Linked DNA regions of Homo sapiens: region 1 is linked to region 2. The links are chromatin contacts, found by Hi-C or POLR2A ChIA-PET in ENCODE. All regions are on one chromosome and are shown on one strand. Each heading gives the region's core, a stretch centred on a gene start or an enhancer-like site at or near the end of the contact. The rest is flanking DNA. Distances are from core to core; before and after follow the strand shown. Region 1 has its middle 62 kb from the start of KIF26B. Region 2 holds the start of HNRNPU (heterogeneous nuclear ribonucleoprotein U).

Region 1 (5,999 bases), core at 2,390-4,889, 230 kb before region 2:
GAGGCTGGAGTGAGCTATGATCGTGCCTCTGCACTCCAGCCAGGGTGACACAGTGAGACCTGTCTCTAAATTAATTAATTAATTAAGGTATCTCCAAACAATAAGATACTATCCAGTCACTCAAAGTTATGTTTTAGGTGAGTACACACTATCATGGAAAGATTGTTCCTTATGTATTCATTTAAAATAGCAGATTACATAATAGCATATATGGTCTGATCCTGTAGTATTGTCGTGTTTATTATTTATTTATTTCTCTTCCCCAATAGTACCCTGATTTCTCACCAGAGTATTTTCTCCCTCCAGCGGGGTGTAGCTGGTGGTTGGAGGATTCCTGCCTTCCACATGGCTGCCTAGAAGCAAGGTCCTTCCTTGCCTGCCCAGGCCAGACGGAGCTCAGCTCAGTGGGCTGTGTCTTGCAGGCCTTGAACCTGAGCCAGTGCAAAGCCATCCCCTGCAGCAGCGGCCCTGCACGGGCTGTTCCGGTTGTGTGATGTTTGCTATCCTCTTGCACCATGCTTCCTTGCCCTCAGATGCCCCCTTGGCTCCTGTTGGCCTGAGCCTGGTGCCCCAGTCTCCAGTAGGCTCTGTGAGCACTCTTTCCTCAGCCCAGGTGCCTTCCAGTGAGTCCTGCTTTCTGTCCTTATGGTCAAGGACCCTAACTGATAGGTTCCACAGTGATATTATTCTAAAGAAGTTCTATAGAGAGACACATCCTTGGAAAAAGCTTTCAGAAGAGATGAAGCAAAGCATTAGTAATGGTGGTTAACTTCTGTGGAATTAAGGGGTTTTCCTCTTCTTTTTTGTTTACTGGCATTTTCCAATTTCTCTTTATTGCTTGGGAGCCACTCTAGTAATTTTTAGAGTATTTTACACTTTACATTGTTTTTCCAAAAGAGCCCTTCCTGAGAAGATTCTCTAACGTAGCCATCTCACAGTGAGGTGCCCCTGCAGGGAACGCAAGATAACTCCTCAGGGTGCAGGAAGAAAACCAGGATTTGTTTTAATTTATATTTATGTTCTGTGTTAGAGTTAAATCTCATTGACATCTTCCTGGGGTCCATACAGCAGAAATGCATGTACCAGGAATGCACGTATCAGGAAGGCAGGCGGCTGTCCTGAAGGAAGCTCGGGGAGCCTTCGCTCGTGTACTCATTCCACCTTGCTTATTTCCGTGCAATCACTAACCGTACAGGTGGCCAACTGAGTGAAGGATTTGCAGATGTTATTTGGTTTTAATGACACCAGTCCTCAAAAACTGATAAGAGGCTTAAAAAGTTCCTAAAAAGTAACCTCGAATTGAAGATATCCCAACACCTAAGCACAGGGGGGTTTTCCGAGAACAGTGGGGCCGACAATTCCACCAGGATGAGCTCTTCATCATGTTGTGTAAGAACAAAGACAGGCTAATCGGATTTGATAAAGAAGAACTAAGAAAACTTAAACATTATCAAGACTAGTTGGAAAATAGACTTACCTCTATTCTCATTAACAGTGAGCTTTGCCTAAGTGCGGATCATACCTTGAGTTAGTAACCAGGAATGGTTACCAGCCAGCAAGACAGTTTAAAACTAGGCATTCAGAGCATGGAAACACATCTTGACATGTTTAAAAGCTGTATTTAAAGTCATGCAATACTCACCTATACTTCAGTACATTTCCTAAGTTTGGTGATAAATGCTTAGAAGCCTCTTTTGAGATTTCTTACTAATAGCTGAAAACTTAATGCCGGGGCGTGTGGGGGGAGCCAGCAAGATATATTTGGCATTTTGACCTGCCACACATATAAAACCATGGCCCGATTTTCATAGTGTGCTATTTTATCTTATCTCCTTCTCCACAGAACTAGGTTTGGCCTCAATTTTTCAACTTGTGATTTTTCTTTTCTTTTCTTTTTCTTTCTTTTTTTTTTTTTTTGTGAGATGGAGTCTTGCTCTGTCGCCCAGGCTGGAGTGCAGTGGCACCATCTCGGCTCACTGCAACCTCTATCTCCCGGGTTCAAGCAATTCTCCTGCCTCAGCCTCCCGAGTAGCTGGGATTATAAGTGCACCACCACGCCTGGCTAATTTTTGTACTTTTGTGGAGACGGGGTTTCACCATGTTGCCTGGGCTGGTCTCATACTCCTGACCTTAAGTGAACCGCTCACCTCAGCCTCCCAAAGTGCTGGGATTACAGGCATGAGCCACTGTGCTTGGCCTGATTTTTCTTTTTTAAGAAAAATAACAGTTTCTTCAAATGATTAAGAGTGTTTTCTCCACTAGATGAGGTAAATAATTCCTGCTGCTCTAAAAGTACCATGACTGATAGCACATTTTTAAAAGAAGAAAAAAAGAAACCTCTTAAGGCCTCCTGTTTTCACATTCTAGAAATAAACTTAACGCCTTATAATTAATAGCACCATGACAGCAAACCTCGGCTATCTCCCCACCAGCAGCCCAGGTATGCGCACGTTCTCTCCAATTAGTTTTCTATTATTTACCTACTTCCCCACCTCCCTGTCCACACCCAGGCAGCAGATCTCCATCCCTGCCCCTCCCTCTCTCTTTTTCTCTCTCCCTCTCTGCCTAGCTGGCTTTCTGTAAATAATTATTTGTGTCATAGCTTACAGCTTTTTAAACATTTTCACTTTTATTATTTCATTTAATTTTCACACCAGCCCCGAAAAGTGTTTTTTCCACTTTACAAATTAAGATGCAGAAGCTCAGCAATATTTTTTTATTTTTTTGAGACAAGGTCTCTCTCTGTCACCCAGGCTGAGTGCAGTGGTACAATCATGGCTCACTGTAGCCTCGACCTCCGGGGAAGCTCAGCAATATTAAATGTCTGGGCCAATTACGTAATCAGTAAGCAGCAGAGCCTAACTCCAAATCCCACACTTTCATTCAATATCAGAGCCCCAGGTAGTGCTTTTTACACACAAGCGTGCATAAGGATCCCCTGAGAATATTAAAAATATAAGTTTCCTGGACCCTACCTCCAGAGATTCTGTTTCAGGGGTCTGGAATGGGGCACACCTCCCATTTCTAACACCCTCCTTCCAGATGCTCCTGAAGCAGATGATTGGCAACCATGCTTTCAGAAATAGGCAGGCCTAGGAGGCAGCCACCATGCCTGGCACCCATGAGGCTCTCCGTTTATTTAAGCAGCCCAGGAGGGTAAGGTAGTGACACTGATCTTCAAGGAACTGTCTGTATAAACAGGGTACTTTCTTACATGGAAGGATTTAGAAAAGCGAAAGGAAGGAAGACAGGAAACTAGGAGAGAGAGATCTAAACACATTCCATCCCACAGAAAATACTCCTGCCCTTAACGAACAGTCGTAATCCCAACTAGCCTGCTATCTTGGACTCTTTTTTGTCTCTTGGGCATTTGGTACTTAGACACTGGGTGACTGCAAAGGGGACTAAATCTCTGCATTGCTTCTCAGGAGGGAGAAGGACTAGAGCTGGGCTCTCTATTTTACAGACAGAGGTGCACAGGAAGTGAAGCGCCTGATCCAGAGTGAGTCACACATGAAGCTGGGATCAGAGCACAAGATCGCCAGACTCTCAGGCCTGTGTGTCGGGTCCTGAGTCATGCACCTTCCCCAGCAGTGTGAGAATAGAGATGGCTTTCCACAGGGCCCGGCCAAGCTGTGGGGTATGGCAGGCTCTGCGGAAGCCAGGAGTCATGAGGGTAAGCAAACTTCCTGCACAAGAGGCCAAGCACTCTCCTAGTCGGGAAATGGCATATGGTGACTTACATCAGATGCTGCGGGCGAGGTCAGTGAGCTGAAGAGGCAAAATACACATTGAAGTGATTTGAGTGTAAAGGAAAATGTTCCCTTTGCAAACAAGGTACGTTTATTCTGCAACTTAGGAGATAAAATGAGATTTCTGTGGGGAGTCTATGTTGTGCTTTCTGGTGGCCTTAAAAGAAACAGACAAATTTGTGCTAAAGATAAAAATGAATTACATTCCACAAAGCCAACTCTATGAGACTAAACAGAGAGGATTGCCTTGAGACAAGATGTGAAGTTGAACATCAGTCCGAACTTTTGAAAGAACCCTCGAAGGTGGGGCTGGGGAGGTAGGCAATCTCGACGCAAGCTTCCTCTACTGCCTTCTGTGCAAGAGGGTGTCTCCTCGGAGACAGAATATGATGTCATCACTTGATCATCAAGAGATTAGGGTTCATTCACCAGACTGTACTTCTTTAATGGCTTACAGGTCTTAACGCAGAGCTGTCCTGTATGCTCCAAACAAGTCCGTGCCTGGGTCGACGCACTGGGCGCTAGCACACGCCTCAGTGCTGCATGTCCGTGCTGGCCCCTGCCACCGAATGACATGCCCCTGGGTATGCGTCCACCTTGAAGGGTATTTCATATCTCAGCCATCCTCCTTCCCCGCTGCAATGTGTTCCTATCATCAACAGCCTGTCTGCTGATGTTCCGAGGATCACCACACTCCTTTCCTCCTCCGTCTCCGCCCTGTCCTGAAGGCACGCGGTTCATCCTCATCTCTGGCTGGTGATTCTAGCATGCACGGCCGAGCCAGTGGCACATCAGGTCTCTATTTGGATTTTACCTTGGGAAAATCTCAGGTTATCCTGGGGAAAAAAATGATCTTGGGAAACTAGAGAAGGAAGAAATGCCTTCCATTCTTACCACTGCTGGAATTATCTGTCAGGAAGCCTTCCAGAAGTGACGATTCCTCACCACCGTTTTTACTCACTATTTTTTGAATGGGATGACCACATATTAATCATCTAAACTGGAACATTTCTAAGAGTACAAAGGAGACCTATTAATAATTACACTGGGACAGGTATAGTCTGGAACTACCACGGGCAAAGCAGGACAGACGGTCATCCTACCTCTCTAGGCCATGAGTAGGACAAAGACACGTAGGCCAGAGTCCAGGATGACCCCAGCTGACCAAAAAAAAAAAACGTAAACAGAAATAAGCTTCATTCTTGCAAACCTCTGACACGTGGGAGTTTTGTTATCACAATATAACCTAGAAAAAGCTGATACAGCCACTTACTGCTGTGTAACTTCTTGATTGTCACCTTTCTAAAATGGGGATAACTTAATAGCACCTGCACCGATGGGTGGATGTGAGGATGAAATGAGTTCATGTACGTCAAGCACTTAGGACAGTGCCTGCAACGCAGGGAACAGTCAACAAACGTCAGCCACTCTTACTATTTATTCACATAATAACACAGGAGAAGAAAAGAAACACTCTAAGAACACATCGAAGCGAAATTTCAAGGGAAACATATTATCACTCAGGAATTATCACTCAGGCAGGAAAGACCACCCCTTGCTACCAACACCAGCCACTTGCCCTTTTAGGGCCCCGAGCCCTCTCACCCCCTCCCATCTGTCACCCACTCCTCCTACCTGTTACCCACTCCTCCTACCTGGGTCTTTCCCTCATGCGTTAGCCCCACGGACACCATCGGAACTGCTTTCTCCCAGATTCCTCGGCCTTTGATTCCTTCCACCTCACGCACATGACAAAACCTTAACCCTGGTACAACAATCTACCTTTTTCTTTTCTTTTTTGCTCCTGAGCACAAAATCTTCCAGGGTTTCTTGAAAATCCTTACATGGGCTCTTTCTCAACTCTTTCTCCCATTTCCCACAAGAGATATTCCAAAATTACACCATTCTCTTGAAACTCTATAACCTACTACCTTCCTCTCCAAAAGGCAGCAGAGGCCATGAGGTAGGGACCACAAGCGTTGGTTCATTGTTCCTAAATCTCTTTATTGCTCTGGAAGCTGGCCCCTCCCTTCACCTTCTCTGTGGGCTCTCAGCCCTTGGACTAGAAATGAACTTGCTACATCCACCCATCTTCCAAAAATCACTCCCCGAGCCTGTTGTCCGTTTCCTCCTCTTCACTGCCGAATAACTTGTCCTCCAGGCTGCAACCTTCTCACATCCATTCCTTACTCCATCCACTCAACTCCATACCCTGTTGCTTCCCCACATCTGCTGTGGGAGAGGCCC
Region 2 (5,802 bases), core at 3,303-5,802:
CAAACGTTCAGTCCATAGCAGAAAGCAAAAGCCAAAGTCCTTTACAAAACCACCCACGAGGCTGCTGGTGATCTGTGTTTTCCTCTCTCCCCTCTCTCCTCTCCTACCCACTCCCATCATTCCCCGCAGGCCTGAATTCTTTTGTCTTCCTCCCCCAACCTCCCCAGCTTTATGGAGGTATAATTGGTATACGATAACTGCATATAGGCCGGGCACGGTGGCTCACGCCTGTAATCCTAGCACTCTGGGAGGCCGAGATGGGTGGATTGCCTGAGCTCAGTAGTTCACGACCAGCCTGGGCAACATGGTGAAACCCTGTCTCTACAAAAATACAAAAAAAAAAAAAAAAAAAAAATCAGCCGAGGGTGGTGGTGAACGCCTGTGATCCCAGCTACGAGGGAGGCTGAGGCACAAGAATTGCTTGAACCCGGGAGGCGGGGGTTGTAGTGAGCTGAGACGGTTCCACTGCACTCCAGCCTGGGCAACAAAGTGAAACTTTGTCTCAAAAAAAAAGAAAACCCTGCATATAACTAATAAATCTATACATATTTGGTGAGTTTGGACAGACATACACACGCATGCTACCATCACCACATTCAGGAAAATGAACATATCCATTACCTCCAACAGTTTCCTTGTGTACCTTTGTCCTTTTTTTTCTTTTTCATTTTCCCTTTTTTTTTTTTTTTGAGGTGGAGTTTTGCTCTTGTTGCCCAGGCTGGAGTGCAATGGCGCAATCTCGGCTCACCGCAACCTCTGCCTCCAAGGCTCAAGCGATTCTCCTGCCTGAGCCCCTCTAGTAGCTGGGATTACAGGCGCCTGCCACCGAACCCGGCTAATCTTGTATTTTTAGTAGAGACCATGTTGGTCAGGCTGGTCTCAAACTCCCGACCTCAGGTGATCCGCCCGCCTTGGCCTCCCAAGGTGCTGGGATTACAGGCTTGAGCCCACACTGCTCCCGGCTCTTTTTCTTTTTCTTTCTTTCTTTCTTTTTTTTTTTTTTTTTAGACGGAGTCTCGCTCTGTTGCCCGGGCTGGAGTGCAGTGGTGCGATCTCGGCTCACTGCAAGCTCCGCCTCCAGGGTTCACGCCATTCTCCTGCCTCAGCCTCCCGAGTAGCTGGTATTACAGGCGCACGCTGCCACGCCCAGCTAATTTTTTGTATTTTTAGTAGAGATGGGGTTTCACTGTGTTAACCAAGATGGTCTTGATCTCCTGACCTCATGATCCGCCCGCCTCGGCCTCCCACAGTGCTGGGATTATAGGCGTGAGCCACCGCGCCCGGCCTTTTTTTTTTTTTTTTTTTTTTGAGACGAAGTTTTGCTTTGTCCCCCAGGCTGGAGTTCAGTGGCTCAGTCTCAGCTCACTGCAACCTCCGCCTCCCAGGTTCAAGTGATTCTCCTGCCTCAGGCTCCTGAGTAGCTGGGATTACAGGCGGCCACCACCACGCCTGGCTATTTTTTGTGTTTTTAGTAGAGATGGGGTTTCAACATGTTGGCCAGGCTGGTCTCGAACTCCTGACCTCAGGTGATCTGCCCACCTCAGCCTCCCAAAGTGCTGGGATTACAGGTGTGAGCCACCACTCCCGATCTTGTTTTTTGTTTTGTTTTGTTTTTTTTGGGGGGCGGGGGGGAATGAGAATATTTAACGTAAGATCTTAACGGGTTTTTTTCTTTTTCTTTCTTTTTTCTTTTTTTTTTTTTTTGAGACAGGGTCTCCCTCTGTGGTCCAGGTTAGAGTGCAGTGGTACAATCACGGCTCACTGCAGCCTTGACTGCCGGGGGTCAAGTGATCCTGCTACCTCAGCCCCTTGAGTAGCTCGGACTACAGGCGTACCACCACAGCCACCTAATTTTAATTTTTTGTGGAGATGGAGTCTCACTGTGTTCCTCAGGCTGGTTTCGAACTCCTGGCCTCAAGCCATCTTCCCATCTCGGCCTCTCGAAGTGCTGGGATTACAGACATGAGCCGCTGGGCCTGGCCAGCAAATTTTTAAGTGCAGGATACTTTGTTAACTGTAGATCTCTGGAACTGCCTCATCGTTATGACTATAAAATGTTTTTGAGAAAGTATTGAAAAAATATTTGCTGAATAAATTGTGTGACAAAGTATAGCATTTCCTTTGCTTAAACCTCAAAAATGTAAGCTAGACATGCAGAGCACCAAAACTTTGTAGTTACCTCTCACAGATCAATTATTCATAGGTCATTCTTGAATCATTTTTTGTTATTGAGAATTAACTTGTCTCCTCCGGCACGCGGTATTCTTGGTAGCCTCTAGGATTTGACACAGGGGGAATTTAAATTGTCTTAGAGGTCCTTCAGAGATTTACAGGAAGTGACCTGCACTTTAACAGGTCTCTGTAGAGCAGGACTATCATGATAGCATTAAAAATATAAGAAGCAAAAATGATCAATAAGATGTCACCATTTGTACTTTGAAGTGGTAACATAAGACTATGGAATGGCATATTTCCTCTGTTTGTGAAAAGGATAGTATGATGATGGTTCTTTGAGCAGAAATTGTTTTTCTTTCAAATGTTGTCTAAGACAGCACAATGTAATAGAAAGCCCATTGGTGTGGGGGGTGAGGGTCCCAGCTTCCTGGGCAGTAAAATGAACAGGACTGCAGATCGATCTCCAGGCCCCATCCAGCTCTAAAGTTCTCCAAAACTTTTGGAGATAAAGCCATAGAACTTTCTTGTGAGCATCAAAAGTTGTATTTCATGTTTATTTTTGCAACTGACTTAATGTTCCAAGAGTGACTGTTACAGATCTACTATATGTAGATATACAATCTTTGTTTTCATAGTTTAGTGTTTTCCAGTAAATGAAATTTGTTTTCATATAACTAATATTTAAAGGTGTAAATAATATCTAGGACACATAAATTTAAGGAACCATCATAATTGTATTTAACTCTGATTCATTAAGGGATTAGTTATCTAGTTTGTGAACATGTAAACCCCCTGTAGCTCTCTTCCCATTTCTGAACGAAGACAAAATTTCAAATTCCAGTTTGTGGCTTATTCATAACCTTCAAAATTATAACCAAAGGCTAAAATGAGTTTCTGGCACTGTTTGGAAGTTTCTATTTTGGGGGCTATCCTCACCACTTAACTTGAACTGGGGATTATCAGTAGTACTGTACATAGTCCATTAATTTCAAGTCAAATCATTTCACAAGTGTTAATATTTCACGTATACATGACTGCAAGGTATGGTAGAATGCTTCATAAAAGCTACCGAAAATAAACTTCAAAAATAAAATGTATCAATTAGTTAAATCATATTAGCCTATGGGAGAAATTTCAATGTGTTTACTTCCAAATTTCAAATTAATAATGGGGCAATATTATTGTGCCACCTAGAGCACCAAACAGTGGGTATAAACCATCTCCTTAGTCAGATGGAACACTGGCTGGACACTGCAGATTATCTAGGGTTTAAAATGTTAACTTCTATCACGAATCTAAATTCTGACTTCCCTATCTAAAACTTCGAGACATCACATCTTTTCTTTAAAGAGAAAAAGTAAACTTCTAACATATAAAATAACGGATTTCAAGAGCGATAGTCCATTTTTCTTTTTACAAAATCACAGCCCTTGATTTTTCGTAAACTTTAAGTTTCAGAATAATTTGGTCAAGAGTATTTCTACAGGAATAGGAAGAGAATCAAGTGGGCCTATAATCAAAGACCTAGTTGGGTCTCACCCTCACGGTTAGCTACTGGGACTTCGTAGCTGATGACCAGGTCCTAAAGTGGACAGAACAAGTGTTACTGGAGGTCCGTCTTTGTGGTAGCTACAGAAAACTTGGAAATGCAATTCTGAGGTTTATTCAGGGTTATTAAGAGCATGAGAATAGCTGCCCTGCAAAGGCAGGTACACTAAGGTTTGCAGTATGGAGTAGTAAGCAAAGCCTCTACTTCCCAGGCCCCGCACCCGGGGTGTGGAACAGACAAAAGAACGGTTCTGCCCTTGCCCTTCTCGAACTTAAAATCCAATTCGCAAGGCAGGACTTACACAAATTAAACCAAATACGGTATTATGAGGAAAAGAGCCGCTGCGTGTAACAGTTGCCAATGTATGCTATACCAGTCAAAACTGAAATACGATTTGAAGGAGTTTTAAACGAAGAGCTGGAGAAACACATAAGAAGGCAGATCTAAGATGGAAGAAAAGGCGGATTCGGGTTGAAACGCCAAGTTGAGGACTGAAGAAAGCATTTGGATAAAGCAGCCTCCAAGCTGGGAAGGAGAAAAGCCAAACGAGTATAGCCACCAAAGACCCAGAAAGGCCAATATATCATGCAGTGAGTCGGTTGAACTGAAAGGCGGTTTCCTTTTCCTCCATTTGCTCAGTCCCAATTGGAAGCGCACTGCGCGGCCTCCACCGCGCTCTCGGCCCGGGTTCGGCGTGGGGGCGGGGAGGTAAGTACGGTAATGGGCGGGGCCGAGCGCGGGCGCGCTCCGGCTTTCCTCCTGCGCAGTGCTCCCGTCAGCGCAGGGGGCGGGGCGCCTATATTACGTGCGCGGCGCCGCTCCTGCGAGAGGACGTTGCGTGCTCGCTCGCGCCAGGCGAGTCTCCGCGTCTCCCTCGCGAACTCGGTGAAAGGAATTGGCGCCGTTCGACACCAGGCGGATCCGCTCTGCAGCACGAACCCATCTCCAGCCGCAGCCGCAGCCGCCGCCCGGGCCGAGGAGCAGCCGCAGCAGCCGCCACCAGTGGCCGAGTGAGCGGAGCCGAGTTTGAGGCAGCGCCTAGCGGTGAATCGGGGCCCTCACCATGAGTTCCTCGCCTGTTAATGTAAAAAAGCTGAAGGTGTCGGAGCTGAAAGAGGAGCTCAAGAAGCGACGCCTTTCTGACAAGGGTCTCAAGGCCGAGCTCATGGAGCGACTCCAGGCTGCGCTGGACGACGAGGAGGCCGGGGGCCGCCCCGCCATGGAGCCCGGGAACGGCAGCCTAGACCTGGGCGGGGATTCCGCTGGGCGCTCGGGAGCAGGCCTCGAGCAGGAGGCCGCGGCCGGCGGCGATGAAGAGGAGGAGGAAGAGGAAGAGGAGGAGGAAGGAATCTCCGCTCTGGACGGCGACCAGATGGAGCTAGGAGAGGAGAACGGGGCCGCGGGGGCGGCCGACTCGGGCCCGATGGAGGAGGAGGAGGCCGCCTCGGAAGACGAGAACGGCGACGATCAGGGTTTCCAGGAAGGGGAAGATGAGCTCGGGGACGAAGAGGAAGGCGCGGGCGACGAGAACGGGCACGGGGAGCAGCAGCCTCAACCGCCGGCGACGCAGCAGCAACAGCCCCAACAGCAGCGCGGGGCCGCCAAGGAGGCCGCGGGGAAGAGCAGCGGCCCCACCTCGCTGTTCGCGGTGACGGTGGCGCCGCCCGGGGCGAGGCAGGGCCAGCAGCAGGCGGGAGGTAAGAAGAAGGCGGAAGGCGGCGGAGGCGGCGGTCGCCCCGGGGCTCCGGCGGCGGGTGAGTGCTGCGTTGTACGTTGCGCGCGGCGGGAGGCCCGCGCGGGGTGGGGACCGTGCCCCAGGCCTGCCGGAGCCCCGCAGGGGGAGGGAGCCCCGGGCGGGAGGGCGCCGCGGTGAGGGTGGGGGAGGGGGCGCGGGGAATCCCAGATTAGCCGAGAGGCCTCGGGCTCGGGGCGTGTGTGTGCGCGCGCGCGTGTGTGTGTGTGTGTGTGTGTGTGTCGGCGGTGGCAGCGCCTCCATTATGTGGCTCGAGAGCCGGGGGGAGCTGCAGCTGCCGCTGTAGGGGGAGGAGCCGCGGGCGGGCGGCGGGAGGGAGCCCGGT

The links. Hi-C counts contacts between places; a loop is a spot of excess contacts on that map. ChIA-PET counts read pairs that join two places held with the same protein, here RNA polymerase II (POLR2A). Pooled maps may share reads with other maps.
Region 1: a map of endothelial cell of umbilical vein shows a loop between it and region 2 (7-fold over the local background). The contact joins the enhancer-like site here to the promoter of HNRNPU in region 2. A Hi-C loop is called at or near these places in 1 of 168 maps with a recorded cell type or tissue (endothelial cell of umbilical vein) and 1 of 50 pooled maps. POLR2A ChIA-PET finds 5 or more read pairs at or near these places in 1 of 52 experiments (PC-3).

What each region holds. Positions count from the first base shown.
Region 1 is chr1:245,089,616-245,095,614 of GRCh38, reverse strand. It overlaps a transcript of DRC8 not described here. Among named protein-coding and RNA genes, the nearest start is that of KIF26B, 62 kb to the left of the region's middle. Within about 2 kb of position 3,639, at least 11 of the 41 ENCODE cell types and tissues checked have a DNase peak (open chromatin) inside an H3K27ac peak, as active enhancers do; they include PC-3 and endothelial cell of umbilical vein, where a contact is called at or near this core.
Region 2 is chr1:244,863,293-244,869,094 of GRCh38, reverse strand. HNRNPU (heterogeneous nuclear ribonucleoprotein U) reads left to right here and starts at 4,552. Exons shown (of 14, transcript NM_031844.3): 1 at 4,552-5,478. The coding sequence starts at 4,788. It overlaps LOC124904588 (UPF0764 protein C16orf89-like), which reads left to right. Exons shown (of 4, transcript XM_047439568.1): 3 at 4,364-4,432; 4 at 4,509-4,613. The coding sequence ends at 4,613. RefSeq lists enhancers at 1-424, 4,123-4,182, 3,516-4,346, 4,347-5,178 and silencers at 4,403-4,502, 5,483-5,802.